Linked DNA regions of Homo sapiens: region 1 is linked to region 2. Evidence: chromatin loops called from intact Hi-C (ENCODE). Cell type or tissue: A673. All regions are shown on one strand. Each heading gives the region's core, and the rest is flanking DNA. Links, peaks and the distances in the headings are about the cores only. Region 1 overlaps DCLK2 (doublecortin like kinase 2). Region 2 overlaps DCLK2 (doublecortin like kinase 2).

What was found. Peaks named below come from ENCODE experiments on the same cell type or tissue, not always from the same donor. Only the 100,000 strongest peaks of a DNase experiment are listed, where the experiment ranks them.
Region 1: a loop joins it to region 2, with 2.1 times the contacts of the local background. A loop is called at or near these places in 7 of 110 quality-filtered maps.

What each region holds. Positions count from the first base shown.
Region 1 is chr4:150,098,091-150,110,378 of GRCh38, reverse strand. DCLK2 (doublecortin like kinase 2) reads right to left here. Exons shown (of 16, transcript NM_001040260.4): 2 at 7,567-7,901. Among named protein-coding and RNA genes, the nearest start is that of DCLK2, 26 kb to the right of the region's middle. In A673, for the core only: CTCF peaks have their summits at 5,333 and 5,535; no DNase peak of the experiment used is centred there.
Region 2 is chr4:150,210,804-150,223,091 of GRCh38, reverse strand. DCLK2 (doublecortin like kinase 2) reads right to left here. Exons shown (of 16, transcript NM_001040260.4): 6 at 2,314-2,389; 7 at 1,307-1,415. Among named protein-coding and RNA genes, the nearest start is that of DCLK2, 140 kb to the right of the region's middle. In A673, for the core only: a CTCF peak has its summit at 5,576; DNase peaks (open chromatin) are centred at 5,101 and 5,661.

The DNA.
Region 1 (12,288 bases), core at 2,030-10,029, 110 kb after region 2:
TACATATGTAACAAAATTAATATTGTGATAACCATTATTATAATCCAAGAAAAATACATTTTATAACAAAATTTGGTAGTGCGTAAAATTTCAGCTTAATAACTAATTTTAACACTATCTTTATGCTGCATGCATTACTCCCCTTAGACATCAAATGAATAATTGAGGAAACAAGAGAGTTTGCAGTGATGTCATTTTTATCCCACCTACACTTTACATTGCATAATTTGTTGGAAGCTAAAATTGTTTCTCCTAAATATCTCTTCTAATTTGCAACTGACAGGATTTTAGTGTTTTCCTCCAGTTTCCCATTAAAAGGGAGAAAATATTTAAGGTCAAAGGAAATTGCTTTACAACGGATATCAAAATGCAAGCTTAAAAAGAAGAGGGATATCTAAACATTTCCTTCTTTCTTCACACTTTTCAGATTACTCTTTAAAAAGGGGTTCATCAAAAGTGAAGATTTAAGCCCTACCTCCCTCCACCTTTTGTTTTAATTTAAGGTAAGTCACCTTAGATCAGGAATCAAAGAACAAAATAACATTTTCCCTCCCTTTCTATACTTGCATTTCCTGCTGAACAGAAATATCCTACTAGTTGCTCTTAGTCTGTTGATTCTTGGTTGGGATAAATTTTCCATTGCTTGAGGCAGACCAGGGCTACCCACACTTTGCAAGTGCGAATGTATTTAGTAAGACAAAACTCAGTTGTCTAGATTTCTATCATCTACAAAAGGAAATGCAGCCAGGCATGGTGGCTCACGCCTGCAATCCCAGCACTTTGGGAGGCCGAGGCGGGCGGAACACGATGTCAGGAGATCGAGGCTATCCTGGCCAACATGGTGAAACCCTGTCTCTACAAAAAACACACAAAAAAATTAGCTGGGTGTAGTTGCACGTGCCTGTAATCTCAGCTACTCGGAAGGCTGAGGCAGGAGAATCGCTTGAACCAGGGAGGCAGAGACTGCAGTGAGCCGAGATCATGCCACTGCACTCCAGCCTGGCGACAGAGCCAGACTCCGTCTCAGAGAAAAAAAAAAAAAAGGGAAATGCATGCATTGGGAACAGGGTGAGAATTAAAACCAAATTCTGTCCTTACCTACTTTAAGGAAAAATTAAAACAAGGTTAAATAAATTGTAGAAAATGTTTATGAATACTTATCAACAATTTGACTTTTATGTAGCAATTTTTGAAAAGAGATTGCTTTATCTAAATATGGTTAGGTGATTCAAAACAAATGAACCTTCACTAGAAAATGTGATTCCAGAAAGGTAAAGTACAAAATAAATATTATTTATGTTATGGTAGCTATGAAATAGCTAAACTTTTTAAAAAGTGAAGATGGGAACCTTCATAAACTCTAATATGACTGATAAGAGCAGGCACTCCAAGGAGTTGCCATGTTCCCCAAAGAGGACCCGCTGCATGTGAGCATCCTAAGGCTGGCAGTGGTCCCAAAGTCTGGAAGTGTTTTACCCCTAAAGCATCAACTGCAAGCAATTTCTGGGTCTGTTTTGCCTCTGCCCATGACAAGAATCAACTTGTTCCAAAATTCCACAAAATATGTTTCTTTTATGTTGAAACTCTGCTGTTTCTGGGAAAGCTAAAAGCTAGAATTTTTTTTTACACATGTGGACAAAAGCTATATTTGGACCTTTTCATCTCTCAACAGAATACAGGCATTAAAAAAAATTCTCCTTGCTGTATTTTATTATGAGAATGTCACTCTTTCAAAAAATTTAAAAAGTAAATTTGTTTTCCTATACAATCCCTTTAACTTAAAAGTGCAAGAAGGTTTTATTTATTTTTATTTTATTTATTTTTTTAATTTTTTTGAGACAGAGTCTTGCTCTGTCGCCCAGGCTGAAGTGCAGTGGCGAGATCTCGGCTCACTGCAAGCTCCGCCTCCTGGGTTCATGCCATTCTCCTGCCTCAGCCTCCCGTGTAGCTGGGACTACAGGCGCCCACCACCACGCCCAGCTAATTTTTTTTGTATTTTTAGTAGAGACGGGGTTTCACTAAAACCCTGTTTCAGTGAAAACTAAAGGTCAGGAGATTGAGCCAGGATGGTCTCAATCTCCTGACCTCATGATCCACCCGCCTCAGCATCCCAAAGTGCTGGGATTACAGGCGTGAGCCACTGCGCCCGGCCAAGAAGGTTTTATTTTTAAAAACATTTAAGTGAAGCATTTAATCAAAATTAATTACAAGTTAAAATAAAATTACTTTAAGTGGAGAATAACCATGACTCCTCTTTACAGATCATGTTTTCTGGTCATCACATCTATAAACATAGGTTATATATTTTGTTTTTAGAAAATCAGTAACCATGATATCACTTTTAAGTACAGTACTTGAAAACTCATGAGATTAAATGATTCCTTACACTTCACATTCATTCATTTTTTGAGTCAGGATCTCACTCTGTCCCCAAGGCTGGCATGCAGTAGTGAGATCATAGCTCACTGCAGCCTCGAACTCCTGAGCTCAAGTAATCCTCCTGCCTCAGCCTCCCTAGTAACTGGGACTACAGGCAAACATCACCATGCCCAGCTAACCTTACACTTCACTTTCAATTCTCAGTAAAACCATTTGGGATGTCTTTATCTAATCCCCTGCAAAGCTGTACTACTCAGTCATATCTCAGCCTCACACAATGAAGACAAATAGATTTAAATCCAAGACAATAAAGACAACAAACTGGCTGGGTGTGCAGCATCTCATGCCTTTGTCCCAGTACTTTCAGAGGCCAAGGTAAGTGGATCGCTTGAGCCCAGGAGTTCAAGACCAGCCTGGGAAACACAGGGAAACCCAATTTCTACAAAAATACAAAAATTAGCCAGGCATGGTGTCATGTGCCTGTAGTCCCAGCTACTCAGGAACTTGAAGTGGGAGGATCACTTGAGCCCAGGAGGTCAAAGCTGCAGTAAGCCGAGATCGCCATTGCCCTTTAGCCTGGGTGACAGAGTGAGATTCTGTCTCCAAAAAAAAAAAAAAAAACAATAACCAAAAAAACCCTACAAACCATGACATTCTAACAATCTTGCATCAATCACATAAATAGATAAGAAATAGACAGAGAGACTATCAGGACTTCTAGAAATTCTGAAATAAAGCTTAGCATATGGCCTAATAACACAGTTAATATTTATTCAAACAAGCAGCACTTTCTTTTGAATCAGCTCACTTACTCTACACCAGGATTTCTGAATCTCAGCACTGTTAATATCTTGGACAAGAAAGGATGATGTCGTGGCTGTCCTGCACGTTGTAGGATGATGGGCACCATGCCCAGCTTCTACCCACCGGATGCCAGTGGAATCCCCAACCCCAGCTTCAACAATCAAAAAATGACTTCAGACAGTGCCATACATGCCCTAGGGACAAAACTGTCCCTGGTTGAGAATCACTGCTCTACACTAAAGAAAACCCAAGAATTAATACAGACAAAGTCCTAAATATGATTTTATTTGAAGTGATTTTATAAACAGACATAAAATTTAGTTAGTTTTAATAACGAAGTCAGACCTTGTAAATGGAGTCATTGCTAGTGGCAAGATGTGTTCACCCATTTTGAAGGAAGAAAAGATTCAAGGGACACTGTTTTAGCCCCATAAATGCTACTGGCACATGACACACCATCATGTCTTCAATCAGAAACATGTTCAAACTCAAAGGATAACCAGCCCCTTAAAACTCTCACACAGGTGTCATGATGCAGTCAGTGACTGTTCATGGTGAATTGCCTAAAAGTTATTTAATTTCTATCCTTGTGTTGACGATCAGGAAAATTTTAAATGAAAACAACCAATCTGGGTAGGAAGCAACCAGGAAAAAATAAAATTTAGGCAGACAGTTTACAATTTTGTACACAGACAACTTATCAACGGATCTTAGTTCCTTTCTCATTCCTTTCTCTTCATCTAAGGAAAGGTGTCCTTTCCTTGAGAATTCTCAGAATGCTGATAGTTTTACATACATGTAGAATTGCTTCTTGGCCTTTTGGCCAAGATCAAGCATGCATACCCATAGAAATTTTTTTATTAAAAAAAGATCAAAATGAGCACTGCTCATTTAAAGGTTTGCAGATGTCATAGTATCTTTATACTTATATCAACCAAAAACAGACTTGAAGTTTTGAAGATTAGCGAGTTCACCTATATAGTACAACATGGACTCAGCACTAAGAAAACTATAGCTTTTAAGAATACCCGGTTCGCTGAAAATGCAATATCCAATGTTGTGTTTATCAAAAATTAAATCTAATTTTTCCAAAGAAATATTTTACTTGAAAGTCTTAAAAGATCTTTTTTTGGCACATGAAAAAATAATTAACTCATAATGTGTATGAATTTCTAAAATCTGAGATCAGTCTTTTCTTTTTCAGTGCTTGAGTTTTTGTTTTTGAGCAGATATGAGGAAGTAGTAGTGGATATCAGAACAGCAAATATTCAATTTCTGATGGCAAGTATAATCTTGTTTCCTTCTGAATTAGCTTTAAAAAAATACTTCTGCTGCTACTTTTCTTTAACTGTACAAAGAATTGAAAACATATTACATGGAATTTGTTTCTTGCTTTTTCCATTTAACATTTTCTCATGTCTTTAAATATTACTCCAAACATAATTTTCAATGGCCAGTACATATGAATTCCATGGTAATATAACAACTATTTTCTACTTTCAATTTTTTGCTTTTATGCTGGGATGAAATTTTTATGTGTAATTATGTTTGCATGTCAGGTCATTTAGGATAAATTGCAAAAGTTAATATACTAGTTCAAATAGTAAGAACATCTGTATAGTTATACATATTAACAAAATGCTTTTCATAAAGCTTATGAATTTTACACTTCCATCACCATTTGAGAATACCAATTCACTGCATATTCAAAAACACTGAACATTTTCTTTAAGAGCTTGTCAGTTTTAAATATTAAAACATCTCACTTGTTTAATTCACCTTTTTGTGAAACAACATTTTTTAATGTTCACTAATTCTGTCTTTTCAAATTGTTTAGACTTTTATTCATCTTTTTCATTGTAGCATTTGTCTTTTTCATATTAAATTACTAAACTCAATATTAAAGCATATAAACCCTTGCTTGGCATCCAGAAATCTTTCATTTTTATGTTGTCCATTCAACCTTACACTTTGTGATTTTCCCATTACGTTATGCTTAGAAAATCTGTTCCCATTTCAACATAACTATTGACATACTTTTAGTCCTTTTGTTTCATTTTGACATCTATATTTCTAACACACCTGGAATTTATTTTTGGTGTGGTATGAGAATGATGATTTAGTATCTGGTAGCATGAAAGCCCATTAATTATTATTTCCAAAATTTTCCTATTTTTCCAGATTAAATTCAAAAATCATTTTGTTAGGTTCCCCATCTACCCCTCCTAAAAAGTCTCATTTAGATTCTTACTGAAATTCTAGTAAAATATAAATAAAAATCAGAAAGAATGTATAGAAGAATGTTGAATACTGGCGCCATCATCAGGCATCCTTATCTTGGACCTGTCATAGAAATACTTCCAGTGTTTATTTACTTTGTAATACATTGGCTTGTTGTTTCAGATAGAAATTTTTTTTTTAGTGTAATTTTAAAAAATCACCCATTTTTATTACTAAATATTTAACTGAATATAGAGTATTTTATCAAAGGCCTTTGCAACATCTGTTTGGGATTATGAATATGTGCTATTGTGCTTTATCCTATAGATCTCATGAATAAAGAAGTTTCTCAATAGTAAGCCATCCTTTAAATACCAGCATAAGTCCTATTCATCACACTGTATTGTTTTGAAATGTTGATTTTTAGTTGCATGTGCTTTAGTTAACATTTTTACATCTATAGTCTGGAACCTTTTTAAGGATAATTTTTTTGATAACTATTTAAATTTCAATGGTTACTATTTCAATTAGATATTTGAATTAGATGCTCGATTTTTTTTTTTTTTTTTTTTTTTTTTTTTAGGAGATGTGGTCTTTTTTGTCACCAGCACCCAGGTTGGAGTGCAGTGGCACAATCATAGCTCACTGCAGCCCGAAACTCCTGGGTTCAAAGGATCCTCCCACTTCAGCCTCCCAAGTAGCTGGAACTATAGGAGTGCACCACCACACCTGACCACAACTTCTTTTATTTCACCTATATTTTCCCTGAATGTCATTCATTTGGGGATTTCCAAACTTGAGCTCTAATTTTTCAAATCACATCTGTATTTACTGTTTATATGCCTTTTTCCCCTAAATTGGTGAGTTTAGATTTTTTTCTTTGGTTAGGTATCTTAAATTTTTGTCTCTATATGTGTCTTCCCTGTGCCCATCAAGAATCAACTATTTGATTTGTCAAATACCTTTTTCCTGTAGCCTAATTTATTTTTCCTTACTTGCAGAGTAAATCTTAAGGTGTTTTGTGTTGTACTGTGCTATTAACTAAATTATATGAAGTGTCTATCATCATTCACACATATTTGGGGGCAGGCGGCTATGAGGTACTATATACCTTATTAATTAATTAGAAATGTTATTCTAATTTTACCATAATCTACTGGAATCTTTAGAACGTATTTTTAAAAAATTGCTAATGTTTCAGCAAGCACTGTACTAACTAGATCTGGTCTTAGAAAATTGGAGACTAATTTGATTGTGTTTTTCCCAAAGACACTGCTCAATGTTTTATATTATTCATTCTCAGCACTTCAAGAGCAGAACACTTCAAAATAAATTAAGTATGTTACAGGGAAGAGGCAAAATGGAACAAAGAAACAAATTTAATTTTGGAAACTATAATTTTAATACAATGTAAATATAAACAATTTAACTTTATGGAATTTGGGGGAAAATACACTTCAGAAGCCAAGCTTCTTTTTAGCAATGATAATCTGATTGTAGCAAAATTCAACACTTACCTAACGGCTATTCATGTGTTTTTGCAATATGCCAACTTTTTTTGTCCCTTAGGTTCCCTGATACATTGTTGCCATAATTTTAATTGCTTTTTCCTGTGCAATTTTTCATTTTTCAAAAATGCTCACTAATTACCTCCATTGCTCCCTATGAAACTTTTACAGACATTCCTATAAAAGTACTTTCTTTTGAAATACATTTTCCCTATTATATGTAAGTGGGGAAGAAAAGGTTTTTCTAAGAATGTTAAATACTTTTAATTTTGACTCCTGTGATACCCAAGTCCATAATGACTTTACAAATCAACAGTTATTCATAAATAGATGACATGCCATTTAACGTAGGATGTCTCCTCAACTTATACTTTTCCCTCAGAAATTTACATTTTCCTTCCAATAACCAAAAGAAGTATATGATAGACTTCTCTATAATCACTTTTGAGGTACTTAAGTCGCTTACATTTTTCACAAAAATGGTTAATTTTACATACATACACACACACACACATACACACACACACACAATCTCAAGTATGACTCCCAGAAGGATTTCTAGCACACTACTAAATTTCTATTGTTGACTATGTAGCCACCATGGCACAGGGAGTTTAAAAGTCAGATGGAGAGCTGGGAGCTAGAAGCATCTTACCTGCTTTCCATCCAGGGTGCAGAGCCTCTTGACGACTCCTGAGTCTAGTTTAATGGCTTCGGTGATATCTGTTAAGACTTGTTCAAAGGAATGAGCAGTCTTTTTATTCAGAAGGATCCGCACGGCTTTTCTAGGCTTCACTCCACTTCGAATCACAGTCACTAACTTGGGTTTGATGAAATCTTTACTTTCTTTTACTTCACTTTTCACAGAGGAGGCAGCAGCCAGCGCTCGGGATGTCCCACCCTTGATGTTCACAGACCAGTTTGGATTAATATTTTTGGTGTAATCGACTTTACGAAATGGTTCATTGGATGCACACACGTAACTCTCACCTAAAAAGCAAAATTTGATTTTATTAGCATGATTATCTCTATCATAGAAGCATTTGGTCTAAAGAACAGATGCTGGAAACCCATTAAGTGAACCCTTAACCTTAGTGGGTTCACTAAAAGGGGATGTTCACCCTTTTCCTTTGGCATTCTCCCACCTTCCTTTCTTTTAAATAGTCTAGATTGGTTTTGAGAGAATAACAAGGATTACAGGGTGAGAAGCACTGGACCAAATATGTTGACCAAATGTGCCACCTTGGATAATTCATTTCTCCACATTTTGGTCCTCAGTATCATTAGCAATAAACTGAAGTGGATGAACCAGTTGAATTCTAAAGTACTTCCTGATTCCCCAAACCTCCTATTTACTAATTAGTTTTAGAAATCTCATTCTGGTAGAAATAATTATATCACAACATATTGCTATAAAGAAATACAAATATATTTCTTCCAATTATAGATTTCAGCCCTAATCAAAGAATAATCACAACATCTTCACATAGCTGACTCAATTATACTCAGGTACAAGGTCACTTATTAAATTAATGAAGCACCACAAACATTATGGAAGAGTTCTGGCAGCTAAAAGAAATATACCTCAGCTACTTTTCTTCTTACAGAATGTAAATTTAAAATAACTATTGTTTAAATATACGCTTTTCTGTATCTACTTAAATAGGAGAGGACCTGAAGTAGTTAAAATGATGTGTTCATTACTCATGAAACCTTCTGCTTAATTTTTATTAAGTACAACATAAGAGCTATATTATTTGCCAAGTGGCTTATTAATTCAATGTTTACTGATATTTTAAGTTCCAAAATTTCCAAAAATTATATGTTGAGATACCACAATTTTTCTTTTAGGAAAGTCAGAATCACCCAAGGTTTTTATACTCTTGACTTTTTGACATACAAGATAAGAGGGTTATACTAAGGTTTTTCTAAAAAGAATCCATTATTTTTTCACATATTCAGTATAACACTCATCGTTAACAATATTAACATGAACCTTAAATATTATAAATACTTAAAACAGAAGTAACCCAAATAGTGAAAGAGAATTCCCGAGAAAAACCTATTAATATCCATATTATATTTAACTATTATCATAATGTTCTTGAAATCCTGATTAATGGAGAATTGTACAGTCTCCGAAGGCACATGAATAATTCAGTGACAGATAAGGCATACAAGAAGATTTTATTTTTATTTAATTAATTTATTTATTTTGAGACAGGGTCTCTGTTGCCCAGGCTGAACTGCAGTGGCGCAATCATGGCTCACTGCAGCCTCAACCTCCTGGACTCAAGTGATTCTCCCACCTCAGCCTTCCAAGTAGCTGGGATTACAAGCACATGCCACTATGCCTGGCTAAATTTTTGTGTTTTTAGTAGAGACAGCGTTTTTATTATGTTGCCCAGGCTGGTCTTGAACTCCTGTGTTCAAGCGAGTCACCCACCTTGACCTCCCAAAGTGCTGGGATTATAAGGCATGAGCCACCATGCCTGGCCCCAAGAATGGCTTAAAAAGAGAAGCAATGTCTTCTATTTAAGGGTATAATTAGGGCACTGCCCAAGATAACTGGGGAACCAATCACAGGCTTTAACACCATTTCTACACCAGTAAAGTGAAATCTAGCCCAACCACCACCGTTTAGAGATTTTTCATCTCTGTAGGCTTATCTAAATCATTTTTCACAGTATGATCATCTGGGAAAATGTCATATAATTTCAAAAACAGTTATCAATTTAATAAAATATAACTATAACCACACATATGCATTAATGGGCAAAACAGAATTTTGCTTTAACTTTATAGAGAAAGTAACTCTCACATCAAAAAGCTCTTACTATTTTTATCTATCATAAAACTTTAATTCTATTTTCGATTCAAAATATAAGATGGAAGAGAAAAAAGAATCTTAGCAAAAGAAGGTAATTTTTTTTAAAAAGGGCAGGGATAAGTAGTAAGTCAGCTGGGGGAAAGCCTGTCCCAACATAAAGAGTAACAATGAAAAAAGAAACAAAACAAGAGCAGATTTCATATATCAGATTTCCTTGGTCAACCTGTTTCTACACAGTTGACATATCCACAAGGAGAGATGCTTCCTAAATTTCTCTGCATTTTGTTTCCTTACACAAGTTCAGAATGTTAGAATGAAGTAGGTAAAGGAAGCTCCTTAATTTGCTTTTGTGCAATTACAGATAAATTTTAATTCCTTCCCATTCTCCCTTCTTCCTTTCATAATGTTTCCATTAAAAATTTGTAGGCTGGGCATGGTGCCTCATGCCTGTAATCTCAGCACTTTGGAAGGCCAAGGCAAGAGGAATGCTTGAGGCCAGGAGTTCAAGACAGGTCTGGGCAACATAGCAAGATCCTGTCTCTACTAAAAATACAAAAATTAGCAGGACATGGTGGCACACATCTGTAGTCCCAGCTTCTCAGGAGGCTGAGACAGGAGGATCACTTGAGCTCAGGAGTTCAAGGCTACAGAGAGATATAATCTCACCACTGCACTTCAGTCTGGGCAACAGAGCAAGATCCTGTCCCCATAAAGCAAACAAACCAAACTTGTAGACTAGTTCCATCATAAACTTGTATTAAAGTTTTGAGGCAGGCTGGCAAATGCCTACAAGGTTAACAAATGCCTACAAGATAGGGCTCTCTACATCCATGGCAGACACAAATAACAGTTCAATAGCCTCACCCTCTTCTCTGCACCCATGGCCCTGTTTTCTTTAAGCCTAGACAACTCATTACAATGTACACTGAGTGCCTACTATGCACAAGCTCTCATGTTAGGTGCTGACACGGTATGAAACCCACTTTAGTAATCTTGGCATTCAACATTACAGCACATAGGTTCAGCACATGGTTTTAGTGTTTCTGTGTACTGGCCACACAAACCCCTAAAGTATAGATGTCATATACCTTGACGACAACAGCCATCAAGGTACCCAAGCTAGCTTGTCTTATAATGTCCCCATCCAAATCAAACAATCTGCAGATTGTAATTTTGTCTCTTATATAGATTTGCCTACAAGGAGAGAATATGCTGACAAAAGAACTTAAGATGTTGGTTCCCTGGGCAGTTAGTTACAACTCTCGATGTTAATCCATCAGGTTGAGTGCAACGGCCCATGCCTGTAATCCCAGCCCTTTGGGAGGCCGAAGAGGGAGGATCCCTTGTGCCCAGGAGTTCAAGCTCAGCCTGGGCAACACAGGGAGACCATGTCTCTACTAAAAAGAAATCAATAATCATTCTTGGTTAGATACTATGCACCTGCAAGATTGATTAGAAGCGATTAGCCTCCCCCTACACAGATTCTTGGTACTGTAGGGATTCTTGTTTAAGATTCGTGACTCCCTTGCCAACTTGTAGGTCTCCCATTTCTTCCATTCTCACAAGGACATAGCTGAAAAAGTACATCCTGCATCCTACAGTATTAAATCTTAATGTACCAATATAAAAATAACAGTGTGAGAGGCCAGGCACGGTGGCTCATGCCTGTAATCCCAGCACTTTGGGGAGCCGAGGGAGGTGGCTCACCTGAGGTCAGGAGTTTGAGACAGCCTGGCCAACACGGTGAAACTCCGTCTCTGCTAAAAATATAAAAATTAGCCGGGTGTGGTGGCGGGCGCCTGTAATCCCAGCTACTCAGTAGGCTGAGGCAGGAAAATCACCTGAACCCAGGAGGCAGAGATTGCAGTTAGCCAAGACCGTGCCACTGCACTCCAGCCTGGGTGACAAGAATGAGACTCTGCCAAAAAAAAAAAAAAAAGAAAAAGAAAAAACCCCACAGTATGAGAGACTTTGTTAAACTCTTGCCAACGTATGTTAAAACTGCCCTCACCAAAACAAAGTGACAGGTGCACTAAAATCTCAGACTTCACCACTAGACAATTCACCCATGTAACCATAAACCACTCGTACCCCAAAAGCTATTGAAATAAAAAATTAACAAAATAAAAATTAGAGTTCAACTAGGACCACGCATATGTATTTTTTTCATAAGTAGATAAAGCAGTCCCAGAACTGGGCTGACTCATAGCTAGACTTCAATGTTATTACAAGCTGGTCTGTCACTCAGAGTCAAGCCATTTTGTTCTTCTGTTAGACATAATCTCACAGACTATATCATACGAAGTCACTCTAAGACTTTATGATAAAGTGACACAAAAACAAGGTCACTGTGCAATCCACAATACCAAACATCCCCCTCTTGCACTAAGTGAGTGACTGCCATTTCTTTACCACCGTAGTTTTTTCCTCAATCTAGTCTGCCCTCCCTATAACTAAGATTTATAGAGGTATCCAATCATAGGATTGTCCTGCCTTCTGACAGCACCCAAGACAGAGTGAGCCCCCGTTTCCTTAGATCCTTCCTAA
Region 2 (12,288 bases), core at 1,876-9,875:
GCTTCACTGGAGATGTAACAAAACAGAAAAACTGTAGTTACCAAAACTTTCTGGAAAAATCTCCAGAAATGATAAAAATTATCACTTAGAATGGGAAGGATAGCAGCCTATAAACACCAAGACTCTAATCTGAACCAAGACTCTGAGTCTTTTCTGGTTTGAATATTGTTTATAAAAAATCTGGAATAGGCAAAAGTAGGCTGATTGTGATTTTTTTTTTTTTTTTGAGACACAGTCTTGGTCTGTTGCCCAGGCTGAAGTGCAATGGCACGATCTCGGCTCACCGCAACCTCTGCCTTCCAGCTTCAAGTGATTCTCGTGCCTCAGCTTCCCGAGTAGCTGGGACTTCAGGCGTGTGCCACCCAACCTGGAATTTTTTTTGTTTTTTTTTTTGTTTGTCTTGTTTTTTGTAGAGATGGGGTTTCACCATGGTGGCTGGGCTGGTCTTGAACTCCTGGCCTCATGTAATCCACACACCTCAGCCTCCCAAAGTGCTGGGATTACAGGTGTGAGCTAGCCACCAGGCCTGGCCTGATTGTGATCTTAAACAGAGTCAGAGCTCATATGTCCTGAACTACTGGAATATTCCATTAAGTATTAACTGAGAGGGAGGATTGCTGTAGGGATTAAGCGATTTAATACAAGTACAGACTGAGAACAATGCCTGACACCGGTAAATATAGGAGATGTTCTTAAAAATGACTTATTCTTCTCATTCCTCTCTGGCTCATGATGAGACCTTATATATATCTCATCCCAAATGCACATAAAACAGTTTTATACTCTATGTATATACATAATATTTTTTTCCTGTGGGCATGCAAAATGGCTGATCCCTGCTGGATACAGTCACTCATGCCTGTAATTCCAGCACTTCAGTAGGCCAAGACAGGAGGACTGTTTGAAGCAAGGAGCCTAGGACCAGCCTGGCAACAAAGCAAGACCCTGTCTCTATTAAAAATTTAAAAATTAGCTGGGAGGCTGAGGTGGGAGAATCACTGGCACCCTGCAGATTGAGGCTGCAGTGAACTATGATGGTGCCACTGCACTCTAGCCTGGGTAACAGAGTGAGACCCTGCCTTTTTTTTAAATAAATAAATAAATAAATAAATAAACAAACAAACAAACAACAAAAGGAAAGAAATGGCTGGTCCCAAGGGCAGACTCAGGGAAAATGAAAGAGACTTTCCAGAAGGGCCTTTTTAAAATTAAGAATAAACTCCAAGGAAAACTGTATCTGTAGATGATACAGTTTTCATTATTTATCATTTTCATTATTCATTAATTATCCTCACTGTCCACTCACCTGTCTATACACTCTTTGACTACTGCAAAATTGCCATCACCAATGACCTTTCCAATTTTGTATTTCTCAAGAAGAGTTGATGATTCAGAGCATCTGTTTCCATTCACACCTGCAAAAAGGATAAATGCAAATTCTAAAGAAAACATCAGCATTTTATACAGATTCCTACATATTTGTAAAATAGTAAACTGCGATGCATTTATTTCTAAATCTATGGTGAAACTAAATAAAATATCTGCACACATTTCCTGAATAGAACACCTGAATCACCAATTTCCTTTTAACTTCGTTGGTTGAAATCAGAAACCTATAATCAATAAACCTAACAAATCCCTGAGATATCAGGTGAAATAAGTGATTAGCCTTAGGTAAAAAGGATATTTCACTAAAACTTATCCAAACTTTTTTGTCGATGTTCAAGAAAGGGGCAGGGGATATAAGATGATAGAAAAAGAAAAAAAAAAAAAACAAAGAAAGGAGAAGAGGATGGTGGTGGGAATTTAATCTTCAAAATGTCCAAGATTTCTCTTCAACATTTTCTAGTAGAGAAAATTCTACCCAGATAAGATAGATGCCTTGTTAAGGCTAATTCCTGGCTCAAAGCTTTCTCAAAAAGGTATGTGGGGGAAGGGTTAAGATCTGCCCACTTCTCACTACATGTCCCAGTGTCCAGCACACAGAAGACACCAAATCAAGAAAACACAGTTTTGTTATCTAATTGAGAGAAAGGAAATATATTTAGAAGTTGTGATCAGATCACCACAAAAATAAAAGAAGCCCAAGTCTAAAATCTGAAGCTTCAATAACCTAGTTAATGACAATGAGATTTTTCTTTATCTTGAAGTAACCCCCATCCCCGCCTCTTACTAAGGCCAAAGGGGCTGACAGGTGATGTGATCACATCCCTCTTTAGGAAGATCGTAATTTAGCACAAGTGAGTTTTAGGTGAGCACCAAGTCCCCATGCATGATTTCCTTTATCAAAGTAATGATCAGACTGAGAACTACCTTCAGGACTTATGCAACGGTCAAGCTCAGGTCCACCGTTTACATTGGAAGAAGATCTGCCATGAGCAGAAATCTGCTGAAAGAGGAGAATGACCATTATTTATCAGGATAATTTACAAATCCCTAGCTAACTAATCCGTTGACACACAAAATGCTTACAGAATGTAAAAATGTGTCACAGAAACCGAGGAGGCGTTCCCTTTCTTCTCATCTCACCTCTCTCCTTATGCACATCACATCAGTGCATTTCTTCCTTAGATATTTCATTCAGATTAGACATAAGAAAAATCATCAGTTACCTTTTTTTGAAATTATGTTATTTTTTACTTCCATAAAAGGAATCAAAAGACTCTATGGCATGATAGCTGGATAAGATAGTTATTAGTGGCACAATAAGGCTTAGAACTATAGATAATTCTAATGGTTCCAGGCTAACCATGTGACTCCTAGGAGTTTAATCATTTTATTTCCTCATGATAAATGACAACTGATGGACAACTGCAATTTTTCAAAATTTAATTTTTTTGTTGTTCTGTTTAATTTTCAGCTGCTAAAGTTGAAGGCAACTCCAAATCGACAGCACTCTATGGCAGAATGTTTAAAAAGCTACAGTGTTTAAAAACAAGGTCCAGAGAAGGGACATAAAAGGAAAGCCTAAAAGAAAATCATACCATTCTCTATTCCATTCCCCACCCACGGCCACCACCCTGGTCCAAGTCCTTCTCCGGCTTCACTTGGCATTGCATCAAAGGCCTCTTTAGTCACTCTCAGTCTCTCCCATTCCACATAGTATTGCCAGAGAAATTTTTCCTAAGAGTAGCTGGGATATCACCTCCAGGATTCAAAAACCCCAGTGTGTCTTTGTTACCAACATAATAACTCCAAAATCTTCAGCATGGCATTCGGGCCATGATCTGTCCCCCTACCTACTTGTCTAATGTGTTTCCCACCACTTGTTCTGATGCGTTTTATACTTACAATAATTCAATTTGCTTTTATCTTTCAAAAGTTACTTAAACTTTCCAAGTCTTCATTTTCTCCCCTAAAAATGGAGGTAGTAACAGTGCCCAACTCAAAGATTTGCTAGAGAATAAAAATTAGCTTATCCCTGTAAAATCACTTTGTCTCTGACACGTAACACTAACTCAATATTAGTTTATCAGTGCCTTTTCTTAAATCATCTAGCACAGAACCTTGAAATGAGTGATTAAGAATGTGGGCTTGGTGCGGTGGTGCACACCTATAATCCCAGCACTTTGGGAGGCCGTGACGGGTGGATCACCTGAGGTGAAGAGTTTGAGACCAGCCTGACCAACATGGTGAGACCCCGTCTCTACTGAAAATACAAAATCGCCCAGGCGTGGTGACACATGACTGTAATCCCAGCTACCTGGGAGGCATAAGAATCGCTTGAACTGGGAGGTGGAGGTTGCAGTGAGCTGAGATCGTACCACTGTGCTCCAGCATAGGCAACAAGAGCGAAACTCCTTCTTAAAAAAAAAAAAAAAAAAAAAAAAAAAGAATGTTTGTGAACTGTTGAATGTAAATGGCCATAAGAGACCTTTTGCTAAATAAAAGACAGGGTCTCATTCTGTTGCCCAGGCTGGAGTGCAGTGATGCAATCTTGGCTCACTGCAATCTCCACCTCCCAGGCTCAAGGGATCCTCCCACCTCAGTCTCCCAAGTAGCTGGGACTACAGGTATACGCCATCACACCCAGCTAATTTTTGCATTTTTCGTAGAGACAGGGTCTCACTGTGTTTCCCAGGCTGGTCTCGAACTCCTGGGCTTAAGCCATCTGCCTGCCTCAGCCTCCCAAAGTGCTGGGATTACAGGCGTGCACCACCATTTGGCCTGGCCAGCCAAATTCTTAATAGGAATAAAAATATGAACATGATTTTTCTGGAAAGTTGTATCTCAGAAGATAAAAAGATCTCTGCTAATCACTGCCTGCCCCAGAATAAAGTAACAGGGGAGGTGGAAAATCAATGGTCAGGAAGCATGGTGGACAGTGACCAGTGGACTCACATGTCTTAAATCTCACAGCCCAGGGCAACGCAGCCCCACATGGTCAGGCCACAGGCAGCTGGGTCAGGCATGGTGGGCAGGAACCACCGCCTCTCCCAGCACTTAGGCCTCAGGACTTTGAGCAGAGTGCAGGTCCCCACACTCACAGCTGAGGTCCTAAGACCTGTACCTGGGTCCCTGCTCTCCATGAAGCCTGCTTGTTCATCTGTCCTGGAAGCAGGTAATGGTCCTACAACAAGTCCCTTTCTTGAGCTAATTTGGGTAAGCACTGGTTTACTGCAAGCTGATGTGTTGTCTGAGTGAAGGACACTCATCACATCAGGAGGGGCTGAAACACAGGCATTTCTACTTCAATGTACATTTTCATGTGGATCAGTAACTAATCGAAGTGTTTATCAGTTGAGCTCCTGTGAACCATTGTAATTTTCCCAATGTTTATTTGATTAAACCTTCACTCCCACCCTACCCTGATCCCCTATATAGCTCAGCAATTACAAACCTGGCATATGTTGGGATTTGCGGGTGACATGGAGCAGGGAAAGAGACCAGGAAACAGGACAAGTGATGGAAGCCTGGTCTCCAGTGACTAAAAGAGAGTGGCACCTAGGCTGAAGCCTTGAGCCTCAGAAGGAACAGGGGGCCTCGTTGTGGGGGGAGGGGGGGCGGGGGAGGAGAGAGAGAGCGAGAGAGAGAGCGAGAGTGAGAGCGAGCAACAGCGAGCATGGCATGGGGCCAAGCGAAGGGCCACTTTCAAGTGTACCTAACAAAGCCTCCACTAAACACCAGGAAATGCAGCTTCTTAGCAAACAATAAGGGCAAGGACATTTTTCAAAGCTGTCAAATTAATATTTTTTAAAAGGTGTTAAGCCTCAAGCATTAAAACAAACAATTATGTAGCGTTAACAGGGATGACTTATCCAATTACTTAACCAAATATGTTTGTTTATTTGAAAATAAGCCTTTCCTAAAGAGAAGAAAAAAGCATGAAAAAATAAAGGGGATAGTTTTATTATAGTGCAGCTGAACAGAGAAACATAATTAGACACAGACAATTTTCTTTCTCCCTCTTCACTCCTCAGTAAAATCTACAGCAATGACTTGTGCTGTTTTAAGGGATAAGAAGATGAAGACACATCATTATTACTGCTCAGATGTTTACAACCTTATGAGGAGGGATAGGTGCACCTAAGCTTAATACCTTCAGTGAAACCTCTGCATTTCAGGATAGGTGCTGACGGTTACAAATGACTCTGAAGAGCCGTGAGAGGGAGCCATTTTGCTACAGCACAAATCTGAGCTTGTGTTTGAATCGCTCAGCTAGTGATTCAGTTCATTGGACCTCCCACTAATGAAGCTTGGCTTTCCAGAGGTAGAAGAAAAGCTGAGTATTCAGTAAGATCTCTGGACAGATCACTGGCAACTGTGAAGCATCTATTGTTAAATATAAGGCAAAGCATTCCCAGTGCCCTGAGAGACATGCAGACAAAGAGCAATGAAAACAGAGGAAATAAAGCTGTGACTTTGCAAAATTCTCATCATTTCCTTTGCAAAATGTGTATATTCCCTTGTCTCCTGTAAATGAATTACTCTCTTACTGAAGCAAGAATTGAATTAGTACCAGAGAGATCAAATATGGCATTCAAGATTAAACCCGTCCCATTTCTATTGTCAAACTAACAATTTCTATTAAAATCTCTTAAAATGCTAATGAGCATTCCTGCTTCCATCAGCAACTATGATGCTGAGACAGCACAAAGAAAGTGCCTAGATGCTGTATGCTAGTAGGGTCCTCCTCAACAAAGCATAATGGATGGCAGCATTTACGGTTTTTCAGGATGCCATTCATAATTGCCAACTGGTTCAGAAAGACAGCATTGTATTTAACAGTGGCAAGGGGGCGGGGGATATATTTCCTAATGAGGTCCTGATTCTGCTTGGCCAAGGAGGGAAGGTGACAGAAGAGAACCGTGAAGATGTTGCTGAGTGTCTTCTCTGGGATCTGGTGCCCCTGCACCACCTCGTCACTTCTCTGGCAGCAGTGGCTCCATTTTTATGAATAAGCAAGGAAGGGAAATGTGCAAGAATCCTCTTCTGCTAATAACTTTTTTTTTTGAGACGGAGTCTCACTTTGTCACCCAGGCTGGAGTGTAGCGGCACAATCTCGGCTCACTGCAACCTCCGCCTCCCGGGTTCAAGCGATTCTCCTGCCTCAGCCTCCTGGGTAGCTGAGATTACAAGCACCCGCCACCACGCCCGACTAATTTTTTAAATTTTTGGTAGAGACAGGGTTTCACCATTTTGGCCAGGCTGGTCTCGAACTCCTGACCTCAAGAGATCCCCTGCCTTGGCCTCCCAAAGTGCTGGGATTACAGGCATGAGCCGCTGCACCGAGCTGCTGAGAACTTTTTAAAAAAGACTTGAAAACAGAGCAGAAGATGCTTTACAATGCTCTCAACTGCTAGCATCATTTAAAGGCATTCATGGCTGATGAAGGACATCTGATGATGAGCAACACTCCAGTTTTCTGTTTTTAGCCAGGGAGTTATGTCAGAGGGTCCTATGGTAAACTTCTTTGATAAGCAGATTACCAAAATTTCTTCAAATTTGAAATTTAAGGAGAAATGTTAAGAACTGTTCTCTGTTCTGAAATAGGCAAGTCTCAAAAAAAAGTAGCAAGAGTGGTTACTTACTGCATTATGGCATATTATTGTTGACTTGAGTATAATGCTAGCTACCCTTGTGCTATACTGGTTTTCATCCATGTTCCTGGCTCATTAACTTCCACAGTCCTTGTTATAATGTTGGGATGCTTTAGGCCTCAGAAAACAATCTCTCTGACCTTCTCCTGCCCTCCTTTCACCTGCCTAAAGCAGGACTCTAATCTGACTGCAGTCATAAGACTGTCATTCCAGAGGAGGTCCTGCCCCATACCCTGAAGCCAGGAATGCTCTATAAAGAGGCTAAGAAAAAACAGAACAAACCGGCTTTGCTGGGCTTAGATCATACCCCTTTTTGTCCAGTCATATTTCTACAGGGTTGTCAATCATGCCTATGTAATGAAGCCTCCATAAAAATCCAAAAAGACAGGGTTAGGAACGCTTCTGGATAGCTGAGTATGTGGACGTTTCTGGAGGGTGGCATGCCCAGGGAGGCCATGGAAGCTATGCATGCCTTCCCCCATACCTCGCCCTATGCATATCTTCATCTGTATCCTTTGTAACATAATATCCTTTATAATAAATTAGTAAACACTTCCCTGAGTACAGTGAAGTGTTCAGTGAAATGCAAATTAATCAAACCCAAAGAGGGGTCATGGGAACTCCAACTTGAAGCTGGTCATTCACAAGTTCCAGAGGCCCAGACTTGCCACTGGTGTCTGAAGAAGGGGGTAGTTTTGGGGAATGGGCCCTCAACCTATGGGATCTGATGCTACCTCCAGGTAGATAGCATCAGAATTGAATTGGGAGGACACCCACCTAGTGTCTGCTATAGAACTGATTGTTCACTTGGTGGTGGAACGAAACTCATCCCCCACATTTGGTCACAAAAGTCTTCTTCTGTGCTTATTGTTTTTTTTGGTGTCAGAGCAGAATAAAAACATGGTTTGAGAAAGATTTTCCTTAATATTTCATTTTTTTTAATAAAAGGACAAACTTGAACAGAATCTAGGAAATATTTCTCTGTACTGAGTTGACTTTCTTGAATGCATTTTGGAAAATGGCATCACAATTCAAGTGGTAAATGGTCTATAAGTGTCAAGTCAGAAACATTTTCTTTCTTTTTTTTTTTTTTTTTTTGAGACACTCTGTCACCCAGGGTGGAGTGCAGTGGCACGATCTCTGCTCACTGCAACCTCTGCCTCCCAGGTGCAAGTGATTCTCCTGCCTTGGCCTCCCGAGTAGCTGGGATTACAGGCGTGTGCCACCACGCCTGGCTAATTTTTGTATTTTTAGTAGAGATGGGGTTTCATCATGTTGGCCAGGCTGGTCTTGAACTCTTGACCCCAAGTGATCCACCCACCTTGGCCTCCCAAAGTGCTGAGTTTACAGGTGTGAGCCATCGTGCCCGGCAGGTCAGAAACATTTTCTATGAAAGACCAGAAAGTAATATTTTAGGCTTCATGGGTCACAGGTTCTCTGTGGCAACTCTTTGGCTCTGCTGCTGGAGTATGAAAACGGCCATATATGAACAGATGAGCATGGATATGTTCCAATAACATTTATTCAGAAAAACAGGTGATTGGCTGAATTTGGCCAGCAGGCAAACTCCTGGTGAGCAAGAACTTTCTTAGGAAAGCTTTTCCTCCAAGATAATTCTTGCACTTTTAAACTCTAAAACAGAACAACCTTTAGGATATGGTTGTTGCTATAAAGCAGCCATTCTTTCCTCACATCTTAGAATCACATAGGAAGATTTCAAAAATTCTATTGTCAATCTGAATCCCAAGTTGATTAAAGAATCTCAGGTATCAGGATTTTTTAAAAGGTCTGCAGATGATCCAACATGCAGCCAAGGTTGAGAACATCTGTGGATGAAGTTTCTGGCAGCAATTTTAATTAACTGTTCAGCTACCATAATCTGTGTAAGTTCACTCTGTCACTCTAACCACTGCAAGTCATCTATAGCCAAACAATCTTGTCTTTGTAAGAAAAGGAAGGAGGACACCCACATGGTTTACTGAATCCTACTTTGTACCAAGTCATGAAGTGAGTATTTTGCATTGAATGAGTTAGGTATGGTCATCATCTCCATTGACCTGTGAAGAAATCAGAGCTTAGAGAGGTTATATAACTTGCCCATCACCACAGCAAATGTGGAATCAGAATCCAAACCCAGGGCTGACTCCAGAGCCCAAGAGCTTCTTGGCGATTCTCACACTGTCCTATCCTCTAAGTTTATGAGAAAAGTCCTGCAAGGCTATTGAACCAACTAAAGGAAGTCACCTAATTCTAGACTTGCTGATCAAAATATACACTATGGTATATCTAGAACATGTTTTATGATTATATAACTAGAGTAACATTCCTGTAATTCAGTCATATGATACACAAATTGATAAATTCACAGCCTTTCCTCAAATAGAATTTAAGATAAATTTTTTCTTTAAAAAGGTAACTTCTGAAGTTTACTGAATTTTTTTTTAAAAAAAAATACACTAGATAGTACTTGTAAATAGATTTGCATCATTGGCATTTTTGTGGGTTTTTTCAACATTAGGAACATTGTTTCCACTAACTAGAATAAAATCCAGTGTAAAGTATTATAAATGCTGAATTAGGAATGTATCCAAGAACAGAAACCTTTATTATTTTCATATTGGATTTCTGATAATTTGAAATACTTCAGTATGAGATATGAAAACAATCGGAATCAGCACCCAGAGGGTGGTAACACAGGCTGCATGCTTAGATTTGGTTTCGTTTGGCAAAAACAGTGGCACTTAAGACTTGTGGTTGGTTAACAGTGTTAAATAGAATCCACTGCCTGAACATGAATATGGCTTAAAACAACAGCCATCTCTACAGTCTATCAAAGGGGCAGTGTGGAGCCCAACTTCTGCTTTCCTGTTCTTCCAAATACAGAAACCACCACAGGTGACTACATGGCTTGCCAAAACCAGCAGAGAATCTCATCGCACCCCTCTGAGTAAGCCTTTCGAGTAAGGTGTTGGCTTACTGGATTGTGACCAACAGACAGGTGGTGTGACCATGCCTACTTGCTAAAAATACCTGCATGCTTTCACTGTGAGGTTTCACTGATTTCTAGGATGCCAGGGTGATGAGAGAGGTGTCTGCCTCTTCTGTTATAACTATGGAGGCTACTACAAGCAGCCACAATGACAATCTCTAAGTCTTTAACTCCATCCAGTTACCTATAATGCACTACCAAGAAGAATTTCTGGGCCCACTTTCATGAATAATGGGGCATTTAAGTTTAACACATATGCCAGTTGTATTCAAATGAAATTCTTACAATTGATCCTATTTATACACTGATTTACTTGGTAAACCCTCCCTGCATCCTCAGAAAGATAGGCTTCAGCCCAGGTGAGTCATTTACTTCCCAAGTGCACCAGATTTGACTGAGCAACTACAATGTGCAAATCACTGTCCTCAAAGTGTGAGATGCATTATGACTTATTTTGTTAGGGCACTTCAAAACTGCTTAGCCCCTCTTTTGGTTTTTGTTCTACAAAATCAATTATATGGAAAGATGAAGTCACCATCCATCTCTGGAGTAATGAGAAGTGGTCAGTTTCTTAGTATTGAAGGTTATCAACTAGTCTTAATTACAAAAGAAAAGCCAAAGCTCCAGGGAAAAGCAAAAATGTCTAAGGTCAGCAGCTACTGTGGATTTACATTTCACAGCTTCGAAAAGAAGTGTTCAAGTTCAGAAGGTCGAAGAGTTACATTTTAGCTCTGCCAGTCAGGATGAGATACTACCAGCCCTTTCATCACACTTCACAAATCTGGAAAATCTTTCACCACCAGCAGACCCAGGAGACATCATCAGATAAAATATCAGCACATCAGACAGTTCATAATCTCAAGATGTTGGATAATGTTCCAAATGTACTTTTTTCTTCCTTCTTTCAACCGGCAAGAATGCTCACAGCAGAGAGCCTCCAGGCATACACTTCAGCATCAAAACACGAAACATTTTATCCCTCAGTGTCCACAGATGTGCTGTGACTCTGAAGCCTGAAGTTACTATTGCCTTAAAAGTCTTAAACTGGAACATGAATGATGAATTAAAGTTCAGGGAAATGCTTTCTTCATCCATCTGGTAGCTGATGACACATTTACTACTCTTTATTGCCTATCTGTCCCAAAGAAAATGCTGTGATTTAAGCATAGCAAATATTCCTATGGGAAAAGTTATCAGCTAGATTGAAGAGACTCTGAGGAACTTGCACAGAGGGAACAGAAGATCATAGGTTGGGGTCAAGCAGAAAAATGGAGAATCAGGAAGACGAGCATTAAAAGAAGCAAACGAGGTCCACAGGGGTGGGATTCTAGGATTTGAAGAGAAGGAAAAAGAATGAGTAGGGAGTCAGCAGTCTGACGAACAAAAGGACTGGAAGGAGAACAAAGCAATAAAATTGATGGGGTGAGACTCTGGCAGCCCTCAAAAAAGAGGATGGACAGGAAGGTTGGAAAGGACAGGATGAGGAAGCCAGACCAGCCCAGGGCAGAAATTTTGAGTGGCTGATAAAGAGATGAAAATGGAGAGAAGGCTGGTGTGACTGCCAGACTCCACAATAGCCCTCATGAGCCCCAGCTCCCGTTTCTCATGCCCTTGTGATGTCTCTCCCCATGCTGAGTTGGGCTGGTGTGTGACCACCAAGATATTATGGAAGAGATGGGGTCTGGCTTCCAAGGCTAGGTCACAGAATGGACAGCTTCTGTATGGCACTCTCTCTCTCTCTCTCTCTCTTATCACTTGGTTCTGGGGAAAGCCACCTGCTGTGTTCTGAGGAAACTCAAGCCAACTTACAGAGAGGTCCACATGGCGAGTAACCGAGGCCTTCTGCCAACAGCCAGCACCAGCTTGCCAGCAAGTGAATGAGTGACTACAGAGGGGGATCCTCCATTCCCAGTCAAGCCTTCAGGCGGCTACAGCCCTGGGACGCGTCTTGACTGCAACCTCATGAGAGATCTTGAGCCAGAACCACCCAGTTAAGCTGCTCCTGAATTTCTGACCCGTAAAAACTGTGTGTGAAAATAAATTTTCTACTTCTTTTGTTTTAAGCTGCTAAATTTTGGGATAACCTTTTTCTTTCTTTCTTTTTTTTTTTTTTTGAGACAGAGTCTTGCTCTTGTCACCCAGGCTGGAGTGCAATGGCGCAATCTCCGCTCACTGCAACCTCTGCCTCCTGGGTTCAAGTGATTCTCCTGCCTCAGCCTCCCAGGTAGCTGGGACTATGGGCACATGCCACCACACCCA